Linked DNA regions of Homo sapiens: region 2 is linked to region 1. The links are chromatin contacts, found by Hi-C or POLR2A ChIA-PET in ENCODE. All regions are on one chromosome and are shown on one strand. The core of a region is the stretch at or near the end of the contact, and the rest is flanking DNA. Distances in the headings are between cores, read along the strand shown.

Region 1 (6,828 bases), core at 1,661-4,160:
AAAAATAGAAAAATTAGCTGGGCGTGGTGGTGTATGCCTGGAATCCCAGCTCCTTGGGAGGCTGAGGCAGGAGAATCGCTTGAACTTGGGAGATGGAGGGTGCAGTGAGCCCAGATCACACCATGGCACTCCAGCCTGGGTGACTGAGTGAGACCGTGTCTCAACAAATAAATTAATTAATTAATTAAATAAAAAATGATTTGAAGAACCTCTTTACTGTTTTCCACTGTATGGTCCCACTTACCGGAGATATCTAAAATAGTCAAACTCATGGAAGCCAGGAGTACAATGGTGATTGCTACTGGGGAAGGCTGGGGAAGGGGGAATGGGGAGTTGTTCAAGGGGATACAATTTCAGTTATTAAAGATGAATAAGTTCTAGAGATCTGCTGTGCAACATTGTGCCTATAGTTTACAACATTGTATTGTACACTTAACCTGTGAAGAGGATGGAGCTCATGTTACGTTTTTACCACTTTTTTTTTTTTAAAGATAATTAAGGAAGACTATGAACAAAAATAAAAAAAGAGAAAGATTAGACTAGAATCTAAAATGTCAGAAGGGGCTGGGCATGGTGGCTCATGCCTGTAATCCCAGCACTTTGAGAGGCTAAGGTGGGTGGATCACTTGAAATCAGCAGTTCGAGACCAACCTGGCCAACTTGCTGAAACCCTGTCTCTACTAAAAATACAAAAATTAGCTGGGTGTGGTAGTGCATGTCTGTAATTCAGCTACTAGGGAGGTTGAGGTGGGAGGATCACTTGAACCTAGGAGGCGGAGGCTGCAGTGAGACAAGATTGCACCACTGCACTCCAGCTGGGTGACAGAGTGAGACTCCGTCTCAAAAATAAATAAAATAAAATAAAATAGAACAAAATGTCAGAGTGCTTCTCACAGGTAGAGTAAGTGTTGCTCTGTGAAACTTCTGTTGCACACATGTGTATTTGTGTATACTGAGGCATGATGTAAAGGGCTTTTCTTTCTGTAGGTCAAGTTCAAAAATGTTTAGAAGCTTCTGTTCTATTGTTCTAAAAAATCAAACTAAAGCTAAAATCCTCCTTGTATTTCAAATGAATTAGGTTTTCTTGTATATAAACAGGTTTTTATATATAGAATGATATATTCTATATATATATTCTAGATATAGAATATATCATATATATATATTTCCTTTTTTTTTTTTTTTTTTGAGACAGAGTACTGCTCTCTCACCCAGGCTGGAGTGCAGTGGCACTATCTCAGTTCACTGAAGCTTCTGCCTCCCAGGTTTAAGTGATTCTCCTGCCTCAACCTCCTGAGTAGCTGGGACTACAGGTGCCCGCCACCACGCCTGGCTAATTTTTGTATTTTGAGTGTTGGTCAGGCTGGTCTCGAACTCCTGACCTCGGGTGATCCACCCGCCTCGGCCTCCCAAAGTGCTGGGATTACAGCGAGCCACCATGCCTGGCCAGTTTCTAAATATTTCTTTCCTTTCTTTTTTTTTTTTGAGATGGAGTTTTGCTCTTGTTGCCCAGGCTGGAGTGCAATGGTGTGATCTCAGCTCACTGCAACCTCCGCCTCCCAGGTTCAAGCAATTCTCCTGCCTCAGCCTCCTGAGTAGCTGGGATTACAGGCATGCATAACCACACCTGGCTAATTTTTGTATTTTTAGTAGAGACGGGGTTTCTCCATGTTGGTCAGGCTGGACTTGAACTCCCGACCTCAGGTGATCCACCCACCGTGGCCTCCCAAAGTGCTGGGATTACAGGTGTGAGCCACCGCGCCTGCCCATATTTCTTTAAAAGGCTGTTAAAATGCCCAAGGTAGTAAATGGGATGGAATTTGAGGCACATAAATGGGAACTCTATGCTCGCCAGTCCAGTCTATTCTTTTCTCTTTGATGCTGGGGTAACATATGACTGATCTCTGGAAGTTCCATCATGATGACGCAAAGCCATTCAAGCAAGACAATCCTAGTTTTGAATTTCAATGCAGAAACTTGCTAGCTGAGCTTCAGCATCCTAATCTGAAAATGAGAAGCCAATAGGTGATGTGCCCACCTCATGGTAGGTGCTCAACATAAGTAGCTATTAGAAATAGCACGAGTTGCCAGGTGCCACGGCTCATGCCTGTCATCTCAGCACTTTGGGAGGCTGAGGTGGGAGAATCACTTGAGCCCAGGAGTTTGACACCAGCCTGCACAACATAGGGAGACGCTGTCTCTACAAAAAATAAAAATTAGCCGGGCACAGTGGCTCACGCCTGTAGTCCCAGCTACTCAGGAGGCTGAGGTGGGACGTCAAGGCTGCAGTGACTGATGATTGCACCACTGCACTCCGGCCTGGGCCACAGAGTGAGATCCTGTCTCAAAAAAAAACAAACAGAAAGAAATAATATAAATCACTAATTCACAGATACCATTTAAATAGTTGCAGGAGCCTTCATTGCCCTAGATTTCTATATCTTAGAACTGTAAATATCCCTAAACAATTTAAAGCCTACAGCTGAGCCTGAACCCCAACAAGGACTTTTTTTGTTTTTGGGGCAGTCTGGCGAGACCCTTAACTCTATTCTCTTACTCTGTTTACAACTATGTTATTTATTACCAATCTCAGTGGAACTGCTTTCCTTCCTTGTGTAGAGCCTTACATATTTCACAGAGCACACGGGTCCCTGGTAATTTTCCTTCTCGAAGCAGGGCACCCTCCTGCTGCCCAAATATCAGGACAGTGTTCTGCGTGAGTGGGACGGGCCTGGAGAGGAGTGACGGCCTTCCCTTCCACGCGGTCTCTCTCCTCAGTCGTCCCTCTCTGCTTCCTCCTTCCTTCGCCCACCTGCTGCAGCTTATCCCAGAGGAAGTGGAACTGACAAACCATTGCTAAAAATACCCCCAGCTTGCCTCCTCAAGGGGGTGTCCCGTGAGGAAATGAGAAAATGAACGAGCAGTCTATAAGACCAACGAGGGCTACAGAAACACCAGAGGCTGTTTTTATGTTATGGATCCACTTCCAGTAACATTAGGGGCAGGGACTTGGTGAGGCAACCATGGCCTGCCCCTTACCAGCTGTGTGGCCTCAGGCAAATCATCAAACCTTTTGAAGCCTGGGTTAATTCATTTGTAAACTGGAAAATAATACCTACCATTCACAGCGTTCTTTAAGAATCAAAGCACACAGGCACTGTAGTGGAGACCTTGAAAACATCCTACCTACTATAAGTGATCCATAAATACCAATGGTTGAGTTTAAAAAATTTTTAAATTATTTTATTTATTTTTTTTAGGGAAGGTCTTGCTCTGTCCCTCAGGCTAGAGTGCTGTGGTGTGATCATAGTTCACTACAGCCTCGAACTCCTGCCTCAAGCCATCCCTCCGCCTCGGCCTCACAAAGCGCTAGGATTATAGGCACAAGTCACCGTGCCGGTCCCAAAGGTTGCTATACTCATATCTCCTCAGATTTTTTTGCCTTCGAAGGACCAGAAAAGTGGTGCTCAAGTTAAAGTTAAAAAGTTGAAGTTGGCCGGGTGTGGTGGCTCACGCCTGTAATCCCAGCACTTTGGGAGGCTGAGGTGGGTAGATCTCCTGAGGTCAGGAGTTTGGGACCAACCTAGCTAACATGGTGAAACCCTGTCTCTACTAAAAATACAAAAAATAGCCAGGTGTGGTGGCACACGCCTGTAATCTCAGCTACTCAGGAGGCTGAATCAGGATAATAGCTTGAACCCGGGAGGCGGAGGTTGCAGTGGGCTGAGATAGTGCCACCGTACTCCAGCCTGGGCAACAAGAACAAAACTCCATCTCAAAACAAAACAAAACAAAACAAAAAAAGTTAGTTTCCCTTAAGTTATAGTTAAAATGTTATGCCCTTTAACACCCGTGAGTTGTGGGGCAAATGGATGAAAGGCAAGAAATTTGGGGCAGAGGAGCCTTCTTGGTACAGACTCTCATATCACATCGTGTAAATTGCAGTGACATTGCACTGTATTGGGTGACTTTCCGTACTTGAAATTTGGCTTCACAGTGGCCAGTGTCACGATGAGCTCCATGATGGTCTAGTATTCCATTTTAAGTTAACAATGTTTTCAAAGCACAGAGGTTGCTTACCACTTTATGAGTCTCACTGGAATACTGTCTGCTCATCTGCTGGAAATCACCTTCTCCCTTAGTTTATGTCCTTCTGAGTCATAGAAGGCAGGCAGACCTCAGGTGCAAAAGGCATTGATGGTAAAGGTGTGGGAGGAGGAGGGACATAAGAGACTGGAGGAGAAAGGCAAGGCGTGGGAGAGACAGTGGAGAGCTGGAAGAGGAACTTTCTTATTGTGTTTTTAGGGGAAATGTTTCATCAAAGGCTGCTGTGCCTACCACTCCTAATGGATGAGATGATTTTAGGTGGTAAACAGTTGAACATATGAAATTTCAGAACAAAAAATGAAAAAAGATGAAAATAAAATAAATTTAAAAAAGAAATAAAATGTCAGGTCATGCGTGGTGGCTCACACCTGTAATCCCAGCACTTTGGGAGGCCGAGGCAGGTGGATTGCTTGAGTTGAGGAGTTTGAGACCGGTCTGGGCAAGGCGGCAAAACCATGAGAACAGATTGGGGTTGGGTTGGGCTCAGTTTCTGACATAATCGTTCAGGATTGGAAGGCATGTGAGGCAAAGGTCCTTAGGAGTAAACTTGTCTAATAAACGAGCTCTTTGCCCAGGTAAGCAAACTGCCTGCCCAAATACATTGATTTGCAGGAATTTTCTGAAGCAAATTGCCAAGTTACATATTGGCTTACAGTCTTATTTTCCTGGGCGAGTGTTTCCTGGAAAAAAAGCTGTGTCATATTGACATTGATGGACTCAGTGCTTATAATTATTTGTTTAGTTAATGTGTGTTTGAAAATATATAACTAGGCCGGGTAAGGTGGCTCACACCTGTAATCCCAGCACTTTGGGAGGCCAAGGTGGGCAGATCACCTGAGGTCTGGAGTTCCAAGACCAGCCTGGCCAACATGGTGAAACCTCGTCTCTACCAAAAATACAAAAATTATCCATGTGTGGTGGTGCACGCCTGTAATCCCAGCTACTTGGGAGACTGAGGCACAAGAATCACTTGAACCCAGGAGGCGGAGGTTTGCACTCCAGCCTAGGCAACAGAGTGAGACTCTGTCTCAAAAAAAAAAAAAAAAAAAGGAAAGAAAGAAAGAAAAGAAAATATATAACTAGTGACATTTTGAGGTGGATGATTCAAATAAAATAAAAAACTAAACAAAAAATAAAAAAAAAAGTAAATATATAACTAGCATATCCAACCACTGATCTTGAAGGTAATATTATTTAGGGCAACACTGAAGAATATTGGGTTTAAAGTTAAAAACTAAGTGATTTAAAGAAAAATACATTAAATAACTAATAGTACGGATGATACTTATTTATCTATGACAAAAATTGTGACCACTATAAATGAAAGACTGAAATGTGAAAAGCACGGCTCAACACTGTCAGAATATCTCGGTAGGGTCTAGGCTAGAGGACAGCCCTAGCACAGGGGAAGGTGTGTAACTCATAGGTGAATCATCAGAAAGAACCAGGGGAAGAGAGTGGGGTTGCAGAGCTGGTCACCTGATCTGGGAGGGACATGAACACCCACTGGGTTTGGTGTCATTTCTGTTGTGCAAATGAACTGAGAATTAGAAAAGTCCCCCTGGCTGGAAACAGAGTTTGTAGTGGACCTACTTGGGTCTAAAGCTTTCAAATAGGAAGTAACAGTTGGGTTGGAAGATCCCATGAAAGGCGGTTGGGTTCCCCAAGAGAGGCACCTGCCATCGCGGTCACCAGGCCCCACTGAGAACAGGCCAGGTGCCAACTGAACAGCATAGTGAAGAGGGGCTGAAATTCATTTAAGGTCAAGCCAGCCTATATGGCTTGGTGAGGAATATTTTGGACAAACTGAGAAGGACAGAAGGCAAAGGCAAGGGCAGCTTCTGGTTTTCTAGGAGTCTGAGCCAAAGAAACTTCCAGGGTGGAGCTGGTATAGGGAAAAGGTAACATCCAAATCAATGCAGGCCAAGGTTAGCTTGAATCCAAGAAGAGGAACCTTTGGGACCAGACAGGGTAGGGCCTTAGGTAGAAACCCCAGCAACCAGGGCAGAATTCTGAGCAACTGCTGTTCTCAGGTGGCTGCTGAGACCAAATAAAGCTTGGTCCTGAGTCAGCGGCTGATGTAGTAAAAAGGGAGCAAGCACGGATGTGGGTTCTGAAAGTTGCTAAGAATCTCACTACCGGGAATCACCTGGGGGCCTAAACCTTAGGTAGCTTTACCAGCATTCTATTCCAGCCAAATCCTAGAGTAAAACCTAGAGAATCCTGAAAGAAGACATTCTAAAAGTAACCGTAGGCCAGGCGCCATGGCTTATGCTCATAATCCCAACACTTAGGGAGGCCGAGGCGGGAGGGTTGCTTGAGCCCAGGAGTTCAAGGCTGCAGTGAGCCAGTGAGCTTGGGAGATAGAGCGATACCTTGTCTCAAAAAAAAAAAAAAAAAAAGTAATCCTAGCCCTAGTACCTTTCCTTCAAGACAAGGACAAAATATTGTTGATATTCTGCAAATCCACGATTTCTAGTGGTTCTTGTAACAGCTGCAGTGTTACTCACTGCCTTGTTAACTCCTTGTTAGCTCCCCCGACCAGTGTTGCACGTTGCACTGTGGCTGGAGCATGGCTGCATGGTCAGACTGTTTAGGTACACATGAATGTTCCATCATTCAGTACTCAGAGCACCTCAGACAAGTCACTTACCCTCACTGAGGCTGAGATTTTTGCATTTGTACCTACTTCGTGGAGGTACTGTGAAGTGGGAGTGACAG
Region 2 (6,828 bases), core at 1,744-4,243, 330 kb before region 1:
TAAAAGGTTCCCCCATATTGGAATAAAGCATATGAAAAAGCAGACAGCAAAATGTTCTAAGATCTGTTCTGAGAGAATCTGTAGAGACATCCTGAGAAAAGAACATTCTTTGCTGATTGTTTTTTTTGTTTGTTTGTTTTTTAAGACAGGGTCTTGCTCTGTCACCCAGGCAGAGGTGCAGTGGCACAATCAGGGCTCACTGCAGCTTCCGCCTCCCTGGGCTCAAGTGATCCTCCCACCTCAGCCTCTAGAGTAGGTGGGACTACAGGCACATAATTACTGTGTCTGGAGTTGGCTCCTGCTGGTGGGTTCGTGGTCTTGCTGACTTCAAGAATGGAGCCGCAGACCTTCTCAGTGAGTGTTACAACTCTTAAAGATGGCACGGACCCAAAGAGAGAGCAATAGCAGGGTTTATGGTGAAGAGCAAAAGGACAAAGCTTCCACAGGGTGGAAGGGGACCCGAGCTGGTTGCCGCTGTTGGCTGGGGTGGCTAGCTTTTATTCCCTTATTGGCCCCTCCCCACCATGTTCTGTTTCTGTCCTATCAGAGTGCCCTTTTTTCAATCCTCTCTGCGATTGGCTACTTTTAGGATCCTGCTGATTGGTGTGTTTTACAGAGCACTGATTGGTGCATTTTACAACCCTCTTGCTAGCTACAGAGCGCTGATTGGTGTGTTTTACAGAGCACTGATTGGTGCATTTTACAATGCTCTTGCTAGCTTCAGAGCACTGATTGGTGCATTTTACAATCCTCTTGTAAGACAGAAAAGTTCTCCAAGTCCCCACTCGAAACAAGAAGTCCAGGTGGCTTCACCTCTCATCAACATGCCCGGATAATTTTTTTATTTTTGTAAAGACGAGGTTTCACCATGTTGCCCAGGCTGGTCTTGAACTCCTGAGATCAAGTGATTTGCCCACCTCAGCCTCCCAAAGTGACACCGCACCCGGCCCGCTGATCACTTAAACACTATCTTCTTTAGACAGAATGTCAAATTTATGTCTATGCTGAAGTTAACAAAAAATATGACTCACTCATTTCAATTTTTTATTAAAATACTTTTTTGTTAATAGGGACAACCAAAGAAAAATACACAATTTTATATGTTGTAGATCATATAAAATACAATAAACATAAACTCTTGGGAATGCAGAATAGATTTCAAAATCTTAAAAGAAGCTTTCATAAAAATAAACTTTAGAAATGTGGCTTATATTTACTGCATTTTTTCAGAAAACTTTCTTTTCTCCATTTTAATGCTACCCTGATTATAAATAATGGTCCAAATTTCTAACATCTTATCAATTTTGCTTTCTGGAATTTTAGAAATCACATGTCTAAATGAAGACCTCTTTTTTATACCACCCTACATAAACACAGAATAGATTTTATTTAAATTACCATTTGATTTGGCACCACTATTGTAAATACAATTTTAGTAATAATTAAATGTTATGGGGGAAAAACTAACAGAAAAACCTGCTAACAAGCACAAGTCTTACTATAAGAAAGGATCTTTTATATATGGCTTTTATGATACCCACTGATTTAAAACCTAGTGCTTTAAAAATCTGGTTATAAAAAAAGTAATAACCTAATTTTTTATTAAAAAAGAAAAAAGAATTTTTACCAAAACTTCAATATAGAAGTGAATGTGCTTAGAATGGTAATAGAGGATCTAACTTTTAACCAGGCTATCAACTTCTGGAATATTTACTTTCAATTTGGAAAAATATTGTTATTCAGAACCTGAAATACATTATAAAACTGGAAATGGAATCTTTTAGGTGAATTCTTTCTTTCAAACCCTCATAAATCAGAAAAAATAAGCCAAATTTGAAGGCAAAAGATCTTTACATTTAGGGATAGTTTCTAATGAAAGAAATCAAGATAAGAAAAATCAATTAAAACAATGTGGTTTAAGAAATTATCCTCCTAATGTAGGGGGTGGGAAACAGATATTACATTTTAAAATTTAATGAAGACCTAAAAAATGATAAATGCAGTTTTAAAATATTTGTTGTCATCATTAAGAAAACATTAGGCATGTTGCCAACACACACACAAACATCACTCCACTCACAGTAGGAAATGACTGAAAAACAGCAGAGTTGAACTGCAGCAGGAGACTGCAGATTCCTTTCAGCTTTCTGTCTAAAGTTCCAGAATACTTTCAGCTCTACAGATGCTCATGAAGAAGGGGAGCTAAATGTTTTCAAGGCACTTTTAAATGAGGCATTCTAGGTAAAAGGAAGAAAAGGAGACCCTAATGTTTCCCTACCAAAAAATATATCCATGAGCTAAATCTCAACTTTTTAAAAGGCTAAAATATCTTGAATATTCATTAGAGTTATTTGAAAGAGCAGAAAAGGTATTAAGACCTTAATTTATAACAGTTGATCATAATATTACAAATGATCTTTTAACTAACTACTATTCAGATCATGAATAATACAAAATGTGTCCAAGAGCATTATCTATTTTTATATACTAAAATATGTAGACGTATAAAGAGGTATTCCTAAAAAGTTGCTTGTAGTTCAAATATGCACTAGAGCAATTAGTAATTTTGTAAAATTGAGTCTGTAATATAAATATTTATGTTTTAGATTCATGCTTTAAGATTGAGATTTTATTACTATGAAGGGCACATAGTATCTTTATTGAAAGAAACATTTATTGAAACATTATATAAAATGTTGACTAAATTCTGTAGTGTATTTGGAGTGAACATCATCTTGAATAGAGATTCTAAAATTTCATAATCTTAACCTCCGACGATATGATTATACTTGTTTAAAAAGAACATTATATCCAGATATAAACTTAACAAATGAAATATTACAAAATATGAACATAGATAGTTTTGTTTCCCATAATAATTCCCAGCATTTTCACCCTGTCCTGTTCATACGAGTCAATTCTCTTCTTCAATTCCTGTCCCATCAGCCGTCTGCTGAAAAACACTGCTTTGTCTTGGCTAAGGCTGCACAAGTTCAGTCTCGCACTGGCTCAGCCTCCCCTTTCAGCAACACCATTTCCCTACCAGGGTACAAGCTGTTTCCTGGTGCTCTAGGTGGAGTCTGATTTGGCATTCGTTCCCCATCCCTAGTGCTCTTTAAGCTGGTACCTGAAGTCACAGAAACGCTTTGCTTGCTAATTATTTACACCAGCAGTGCATTTAAAGCAATTTCATAGGTACACCCTGAAAATCTTGGTAAAGATTCTTCATCACTGCCTATGTCAGCACTTTGGGCAGGGGAAATGGAAGAGAATAGGAAACTTTCTCTAAAGCTTTGTCAACACATGTATTATAGAATGGATTCTACTATGTAAGAGTTCTCAATTATAAAATATGGTAAGCATTTACCTTTTAAAACCAACATAAAAGGGATGAAATTAAGCTTTTTATGATGATATTTTTATATGAGTTATCAGAGTGGTATATCAAATATCTACTCTATTTATAAAATGGATAAAACAAGGCACAATGAGGAATGATGTGCAACTATAAAAACTCAGTGTGCTAACAGTAGCACATGAAGAAATCATAATTCACATCAACATGCTTCTGCTAACACTTTCAAAGCAAAAACCTTTTGGAATGCTAGAGGAAAACCACGTCAGACTTCATGTTAAAAACCTCAGATCTTTCAAGGAATTCTCTGCGCACCTGCTTCTCATATGACCAAAGTTGTACATGTATTCAAAGGAAAGGGCTTATTGCTAGGGGGCAATAAAATCAGTAAGAACAGTTATATAATTAAACACATCACTGGCTATGTCATATTTTTAAAAGAAACTTATTCCAAAGTCTTTACAACTTAACTTACTGGGATTCTGATACAAGATACAACCAACAGACTTACAGAATAACTTTTTATACCTATTATTTTACTAAGTTGCTTTGGTTTGCATTTGTCTTCTTTAAAACATGCAGTTCATACATTTGACAGTTTTACTACCATAGTCAATACATTCTGGACCAATGCACTCGCAGCAGGCATTATGAAACCAGCGATATTTGGATGCTCCCATGGACTCACAGGATATTTTACACTGATGTATGGACATGCAGTCATCAAAATAAACCACAGTACACATGTGTTCTGAAAAACAAAAATTTAAGATTTCAGGGCAAGAAAGAAGAAAAACAAAAAAATAAAATGCTTTATTACCTAGTTGAATATTAACAGTTATTTATCTTGGTTCTCTTATTACTGGTCTGTACATGACAAAGATGAGGTACAGGAAAAAAGATCTTCATTTATTAATTATGTTGAGAAGGAAGTCAGATTCTCCCACTCCATCTGAAGAAGGCAAAGGGCTTCCTTAGCTTCTTTTATTAGATTTCAGGCTTTGATCGAAAAGTTGGATTATTGGGCTTAAAAACATTTGCTATGTTATACAGCTGTGCTTTTAAACTGGGCATTTCCTTTTTTTTTTTGAGATGGAGTCTCACTCTGCCACCCAGGCTGGAGTGCAGTGGTGTGATCTTGGCTCACTGCAGCCTCCGCCTCCCAGGTTCAAGTGATTCTCTGCCTCAGTCTCCCGAGTAGCTGGGATTACAAGCATGCACCACCACAGCTGGCTAATTTTTATATTTTTAGTAGAGGAATCAGAGAATCCACAGAACTAAGTAGAAAATGATAGATCCATAAGTTAAAAACAGACAACAAACAGAACTGCAAATGCAGGCCAGGCATGGTAGCTCAAGCCTGTAATCCCAACACTTTGGGAGGCCGAGGCAGGTGGATCACCTGAGGCCAGGAGTTTGCAACCAGCCTGGCTAACATGGCGAAACCCTGTCTCTACTAAAAATTAAAAAAATTAACCGGGCATGGTGGTGGGTACCTGTAACCCCAGCTACTCGGGAGGCTGAGGCAGGAGAATCACTTGAACCTGGGAGGCAGAGGTTGCAGTGAGCCGAGATTGCGCCATTGCACTCCAGCCTGGGCAACAAGAGTGAAACTCCATTTCAAAAAACAAACAAACAAACAAACAAACAAAAACCTGCAAATGCAGGAGGAGCAGTAGAAAGAGACTGACTCTATCTGGGGGAATAGGTGCCCAGGAAAGATGTCACAGAGAAAAAACTTTAGTTGTGTCTTGAAGACAGCTGGAGTTTCCAGGAATTAGCTTCTTGCTAATTGCTTCATAAATTTAAATAATCTTTGAGCAAAATTTATGAATTATTATTTAATATCTGTTATGTTGATTACTTACATTTTAATAATGGAGAAAATGATAACAAAACATATTATTATTGCATTCCATATGTTTCTAATGTTTTCCAAAATCTAGCATTTGTTTTACAAAGTACTTTAACCTAAAAGGGAATAAGAAATCTTACACTGTCATTTAACAGAAGCTGTTTTGCCTTTTACTATTAATGTTCGAAGCTCACACTGTTTTTTGTTTTCTTGGTTTTTTTTTTTTTTTTTTTTTTTGAGATGGAGTTTTGCTCTAGTTGCCCAGGCTGGAGTGCAATGGCGCGATCTCGGCTCACCGCAACCTCCACCTCCCAGGCTCAAGCAGTTCTCCTGCTTCAGCCTCCCAAGTAGCTGGGATTACAGGCATGTGCTACCACGCCCAGCTAATTTTGTATTTCTAGTAGAGACGAGGTCTCTCATGTTGGTCAGGCTGGTCTCAAACTCCCGACCTCAGGTGATGTGCCCGCCTCAGCCTCTCAAAGTGCTGGGATTACAGGCGTGAGCCACCGCACCCAGCCCGCACTGTTTTATATAGGTAGGAATGTAATGGAGGGCACAACTAATAGTCAAGTAAGAGTACAAATTATACTATTTATACATAATTCACCTCATGTTTTAAGAAATAATTGCAATTTTCATAAGTGCTTTATGCTTCCACAGTAAAATTATATGGTGCCTTTTGTCAAAAAATATCAAAGATTTTATAAAAGTCACATGCTCTTTACATTCCAAAATTATGATATGACCTATCTTCACTAATAAATGCTCTTAAATATGCTTCTGTAATTTGTATAAGTTATTTTCTCACTTAATTCCTTTTCTGACCAACAGCACCCATTTGCAGAGAACTGGCTGGGGTTAGTTTATGCCTGGAAATGAGATGTCTGGAATACCAACTTGCTTATAAAGAAATTTAGCTAATGACTTTGGCATCATTTTGGTACGGGTGCTATTATAAAAATCTGACTTCATGGGATACTCTGAATGTCACCTGACAATGAGCAATATTTTATTAGAGAAGCAGCATTGTTGCTATCTTATGAACAGAATAAAGCCTAGCACAAATAAATACCAGAATTAGGAACAATTATCTATTTTCCAATACAGTACAGCCTCTGCTGCCAGGAGTATGGAGGAATTCTGACAATATGCTGACATGCCTCTTTATCTTTTTTTTTTTTGGTGAGACGGAGTCTTGCTCTGCCACCCAGGCTGGAGTGCAGTGGTGTGATCTCGGTTCACAGCAACCTCCGACTCTCAGGTTCAAGCAATTCTCCTGCCTCAGCCTCCCTCGTAGCTGGACTACAGGCGCCCGCCACCACACCCGGCTAATTTTTGTATTCTTAGTAGAGATGGGGTTTCACCATGTTGGTCAGGCTGGTCTCGAACTCTTGACCTCGTGATCCACCTGCCTCGGCCTCCCAAAGTGCTGGGATTACAGGCATGAGCCACCACGCCCAGCCGACATGCCTTTTTATCTACTCAAGGATTGGAGATATTTTTTTTCTCTTATCCTTCTGGCATGTGCCTCTAGATATGATGGGATCAGGGTTATTGAGTCTAGAATTTATGTGAGATGATACAAATTCAAAACCAAAAGGCTGCTCCAAAAGATGGT

The links. Hi-C counts contacts between places; a loop is a spot of excess contacts on that map. ChIA-PET counts read pairs that join two places held with the same protein, here RNA polymerase II (POLR2A). Pooled maps may share reads with other maps.
Region 2: a map of endothelial cell of umbilical vein shows a loop between it and region 1 (2.4-fold over the local background). The contact joins two enhancer-like sites. A Hi-C loop is called at or near these places in 1 of 168 maps with a recorded cell type or tissue (endothelial cell of umbilical vein), 5 of 37 single-sample maps with no recorded cell type and 10 of 50 pooled maps. POLR2A ChIA-PET finds 5 or more read pairs at or near these places in 4 of 52 experiments (activated CD4-positive, alpha-beta T cell, activated CD8-positive, alpha-beta memory T cell, endothelial cell of umbilical vein and 1 more).

Annotation. Positions count from the first base shown.
Region 1 is chr18:9,065,898-9,072,725 of GRCh38, reverse strand. No RefSeq gene overlaps it. Among named protein-coding and RNA genes, the nearest start is that of NDUFV2, 33 kb to the left of the region's middle. RefSeq lists an enhancer at 5,855-6,074. Within about 2 kb of position 2,910, at least 3 of the 41 ENCODE cell types and tissues checked have a DNase peak (open chromatin) inside an H3K27ac peak, as active enhancers do.
Region 2 is chr18:9,396,624-9,403,451 of GRCh38, reverse strand. It overlaps TWSG1 (twisted gastrulation BMP signaling modulator 1), which reads right to left. Exons shown (of 5, transcript NM_020648.6): 5 at 1,032-4,106. The coding sequence ends at 3,925. Among named protein-coding and RNA genes, the nearest start is that of TWSG1, 65 kb to the right of the region's middle. Within about 2 kb of position 2,993, at least 2 of the 41 ENCODE cell types and tissues checked have a DNase peak (open chromatin) inside an H3K27ac peak, as active enhancers do.